2 separate regions of the Homo sapiens genome follow, and region 2 is linked to region 1. The links are chromatin loops, found by intact Hi-C in ENCODE. Cell type or tissue: dorsolateral prefrontal cortex. All regions are shown on one strand.

What was found. Peaks named below come from ENCODE experiments on the same cell type or tissue, not always from the same donor. Only the 100,000 strongest peaks of a DNase experiment are listed, where the experiment ranks them.
Region 2: a loop joins it to region 1, with 6 times the contacts of the local background. A loop is called at or near these places in 8 of 110 quality-filtered maps.

Annotation. Positions count from the first base shown.
Region 1 is chr10:78,855,079-78,857,578 of GRCh38, forward strand. No RefSeq gene overlaps it. Among named protein-coding and RNA genes, the nearest start is that of ZMIZ1-AS1, 210 kb to the right of the region's middle. In dorsolateral prefrontal cortex, no CTCF peak of the experiment used is centred here; a DNase peak (open chromatin) is centred at 1,553.
Region 2 is chr10:78,912,398-78,914,897 of GRCh38, forward strand. No RefSeq gene overlaps it. Among named protein-coding and RNA genes, the nearest start is that of ZMIZ1-AS1, 150 kb to the right of the region's middle. RefSeq lists enhancers at 866-1,385, 1,386-1,906. In dorsolateral prefrontal cortex, a CTCF peak has its summit at 1,504; DNase peaks (open chromatin) are centred at 676, 1,524 and 2,304; H3K4me3 peaks cover 286 bases; H3K27ac peaks cover 1,534 bases.

The DNA of each region.
Region 1 (2,500 bases):
CCTGAAAATTTAAAATATCAAGCCTTTCTGGAGGCACTTTCTCACAGGGGATCAACTGGAAATAGTGGCAGTTGCTCTTTTAGGCAGGGTCTGTGCCCTCTATTTTGCCACAGGCCCCTCTACTCCCTATTGTGTGTCTTATCCTCCCTGCCTTGCTAATAGCAAAACTCTGCTTGACCCCTCTAGGCATCTGGGTTTGTGGCCTAGAGAATGCCTTGCGAGACTTTGTTTACTCCTAAATCAACTCGATCCTCCAGCCCATAGTATTCCCTCTCATTTACCCCCAGACAAGTATTCCCTCTCATTTACACACACACACACACACACACACACACACACACACACACACAGGCTACGAACCATGGTGCAGTGGAGCCCATCAGCCCAACTGCTGATGCTGTAGACAAGTGTCTCATTAGGAGTGTGAGGAAGGGAAGACCCTCCAGGGGAGGGGAAGGAAAATAGCATAAACACAGGTGGGGAGGCAGGAACACATGTGCAGGGCGGGAACACACCAGCGCAGAGGAAGCCAAGGTGCAGTGGGAGATGAGGCAGGCAGGTGAATTCCATGTTCCAGCTGAACTAGCGGCGGGCCAGCCCACAGGGGCTCATTCCTTCCACTCCTCAGTGAAGACAAAGACTGGGTCTCTTCAGTCTTGTGCTACCAGGAGCACAGTCTTAGTGACAGCTCCCTGTGCATTTTACCATCATGTAAAATGCTAGCCATAGCCATTGTTATGATTGTTGTCTGCGTTAAGGGCTTTCTGACTACCAGGGGCTGCAGGGAACTTGGTTTGCAAACATTATTGCATTTAACCCTCACTGCTCCATGGATAAGCATCACTACAACAAGAAAGGTCAGGGTCAGAAGGGTGAAGCAGCCTGCCCAAGGTTCCTCAGACAGTAAATGGCACAGTTGAGACTGCCTGGGTGCAGCGTCTGCGTCACCCCGCAAGGGTGGGCTTGCCAACAGTGTGTTCAGTTGAAGGGGTCTTGGTCTCAGCAGGAAACCAAGCCCTCTGACCATCTCCTTCCCTCAAGAATCTCCCCCAGATGGATCCACTGGAAAACAAACCCATCCCTGGCCACTCCAGCCTCTGAATGCAGGGGATGGGGAGAAGTGAGTGGGAAAGTTTGAATAAAATCCTCAGTCCGTGGGGCGGTAGGGAGTGTGGACTCTAGATCCAAGCGCTGCCACTTTCCTGGAGAGAAGCCTGGGAAAGATCCCCAACTACTATGCCCCTCTGTGTTCTACCCTGTGAGGCAGGGATCATAAGAAAAGCAACAATCATAACTGCACTTTCCTCTTGAGGTTAGGACAGAGGAGGAAAGTACTTTGAACAGTGCTGCACACAGTAAGAGCTTTGCTCATGGAGTGGCTTTACTTTGCTCCCTCCCATTCACCCACAACTTGGCTTTTCAAGTCCTTTGAAACACAGTGGGGAGCAGGATGCTGCCTTCCCTGTCCTCTTCCCTGCTGGGGAGGGTTCAGCTCTCTGGTGCCTCTCTGCTCTGCTCCAAGAAGCCCAGCTGGCTGCACCAGTGGCCTCACAGCTGTGCCCTATCTTGTGACAAGGCCCGGCTCATGGAGTGGGGCCAGCTTGGCCCTGTAGCCAGGGAGAAACTGGTTGGCTCCCAAGGAGTGCTCTGCTCTGAATGGGACCTGGCCAAGTGGGATAGTGCCCTCAGAATGCCCTCAGTCACCTAGCTGGCCTCTCAGGCAGGTGACATGCATGCTGACCCCCAACCCCAGGCCCCTCCCACCCCACAGTACCCACCAAAGCCCGCGGAGGCTTTTAGTTAGCAAAGACAGGGTGGAAAAGGGGTAGTGGGGGCCAGGAGCTCTTGGGCTCAAACCAAAGAGAAGGCCAGGGTTATAAGGGCTTTAAGTGACAGGCAGTCCAAGAACTTCCCTGCACCCTTGGGGAAACTGAGACCCTGAGAAGGGAAGGATCCAAGTTTGCATAGCAGGTGAGCAGCAGCAAGGGTGATTGTTCTTAGGAGGAAAGAAAATGGCTTTCATAGATCTTTGGGAAAGAGGACCAAGAAGTGTCCTCAGTGAGCCTCTAATCCCAGGTTTGCAAACTCAGGCATTGACAAGGACCAGGCAGGTAACTTTAGCAGGTGAAAAGCCAGGTAGGGACTTTGGTGGTCCAGGAGCACTTGGCCCATCTAAAGGAGATGCCCCTCCCCAGGACCTGCCACTTCTTTCACAGTAGTTTGATTGAGGTGTAATTCACATGCCATAGAGCTCACTCATTTAGTGTCCAATTCAATGTTGCTTAGCACATTCACACAGCGGCATGACATTCACCACAGTTCAATTTTAGAACACTTTTGTCACCGCAAAGGAAACCCCATGCCTATTAGCAGTCACTGTCCATCTCCTCACCACCCCTTCCTCTGCCCCTGGCCCTGAGCAACCACCAATCTATTTCTCTATAGATTTGCCTATTCCGGCCACTTCACATAAATGAAACTGTACAATATATGGTGACTG
Region 2 (2,500 bases), 57 kb after region 1:
CAAATTGTGAAAAGACATCCGGGCCATGCTAGTGGCCTCAGCATCACTTTTTCTCCTCCTTTCTCCTCCACCGCTGCAGCTGGACTTACCTGCAGCACACACACATAGCAGGGGCCTCCCCTGAGGTCTTGGGCCCACAGTTGCTGCACACTATATATAGTCTTTTATTTGAAAATTATTTGAGTTATTCATTAATGTATACTCGTACTCCTCCTTGAAGGTACAGTGACGGCACCATCTCTCCCAGGAATTCTCCCTGGATTCCCCCAGGCTGTGGGGTGCCCCTTCTCTGTGCACTATCCACCCCTGCTCCCGCTCCTCACTTCCCTCTATCAAAGCAGCAGCCTCTGCTTTGAAAGAACAGAATGGCAGCGCTGGCTGTGCCCTCACTAGACTGAGTTTCTTCAAAATGTGCCTCATTCATGGGAGTGCCCTAAGCCTGGGACCAGCCAGGGGCTCAGTCATGTTCACAAGCCCAGCCGAAGGAGGGTGGGAAGGGTGGTCAGGAGAAGAGAAGCAAGCAGAGGGGTAGGGGGTGACCGCATCAACCAAGGCTTGCATGGAGAAGAGGGTCCAGGTCGGGGATACTCACACTTGCTCACACATCAGAACACCTGGAGGTGCATCCAAGCTCAAAGAGCTGGGCCCACCCCATGCTCCTGATTCAACAGGTCTGTGCTGGGGCCCAGGGACAGGCATCCCCAAATGGTGCTGGGTGATGCTGATGCTGCTGGTCCTGGGACCACACCTTGAAACCCCATCTGGTCTGAATGACGGTGAAGCCAAGAGTAGGAGGAGGATGAAGAAACTAGGACGAGAAGAGGGCTGGAGCCATGCTGTGCAGGGCATTCAATGGTGGCTCAGAGGAGTCACAGCCACTAGGAGGGACAGTGTCCAAAGGCTGGGAGACGGAGACACCGGCAGCCCCAGGTGTGAGCCCCCACCCTGCCCTGACTCTCTTCCCCACATCAGCCAGCTCCTTCCCAGGGCACCGAAGTCCCCTCCTGTGTGAAAGGCACACAATCTCCATGCCCAGCCCACCTCCTCGAGAGGCAGGTGTGCCTCGCAGGGAGAACGGCCACGAGAGGGTTTTGCAGGCTGGAAGGCCCTCAGCAGATGTGTGAGAGTGATTATTATAATCTCCCCTCCCCCAGATGGCATGGTCCGGGTTGCCCCCTCCTCCGCCTGCCAGGCCCCTCTCAGCGGTCCCCGGGGACATGAAGGGCCCAGCTGCCTCCTGGGAGGCCCAAGCCCAACCTCAGCATGGGCTCAGCCTCCAGCCCACAGGGCCTTTCTTCAGGTGCAAGGACCCAAGTAGCTGTCAGCGGGCAGCTCCTCGGCGGGGCACCTCGGGCGGGCGGGAGGCAGTGGTGGGGGTGGCGCAGTGCAACCAGGGAACAAAGGCCGGCTGGGAGTTGGCAGGGCGCCATCAGGGTTCAATGCACAATGGCCCGGGGGGCTGGCGGCTTCGCTCCTGGCCGGCATTTGCATAATGTCTGGGGCAGGAACAGGTGCCCGGTCAATAGGCGATTGTGAGACTGTTCTGTCAAAAGAGAAGGGGCCTGTATTGAAGGCCAGGCTCGCCTATTGCAATGCAAATAGCATTCAAAGCAGACCAGCCCAGCCTGGACTCCCGGGAGCTCAAGCTTCATGAAAGCCACCGAGCCGGCCCGGCTGCTGCCGCTGCTGGTGCCCGCTTTGTCTGAGGCCAAAGGGTGGCATCAGCAGCGGGGGCTGGGAGCCGTAGCAGGGAGTGAGCAGACTGGTCCACCCATCCAGGAGGGCTTCCTGGAAGAGGAGCTTTTGTTGTTGAACTTGGGCCAAAATATTAGAATGAAACTCTGCGGCTTCTCTGAAGAGAGCCCCAGACTAAAGGGGTTACCCCAGACTAAAGGGGTTACCCCAGCTGGGTATGCCACAGCGAAATCTGCAAGGGCCTTGCAAGCGCCTTGCCAAGTCGCTCCCCACTTCTCTTTGCATGGCTCCAAGCCCTAGGATTCTGGCTCCTTTCTCAGGGTACATAGTGAGTACTGCGTGCTCACAAAAGACCAATGCCGCTCTAGTTGCTCCCTGTGGATGAACTCATTCAATCCTCACAGCAACCCTGTGAAGTAGGGTGTATCTGTGTTCTCATTTAACAGATGAGGAAACAGAGGCACAGAGAGGTCAAAGGTTGCACAGCTAACATGAGGCAAAGCCGGAGACTGAACCCAGGCAGTCTGGTTCCAGAAACCATACTCAGCCACCATGCCCGGGCTGCCAATGTGTTCCCTTGCTGCTTCACGAAGGAACTCAAGTCCAGAGGGCAGCAGCTCCTCCTAGCTGGACCAGAATCCAGCTTCCTGGCTTCCTGCCCTTCCTGGCTCCTACCTCAACAGCTGAGAGTACATCAAAGAGGGAAGGTCTGACGTCCACCTCAGGGATGGGCACACGGAGGTGGCACTGGGTGATAATACTGAGATTACATTTTTTTCCAACACCGAAGACAAGGAAACACCCT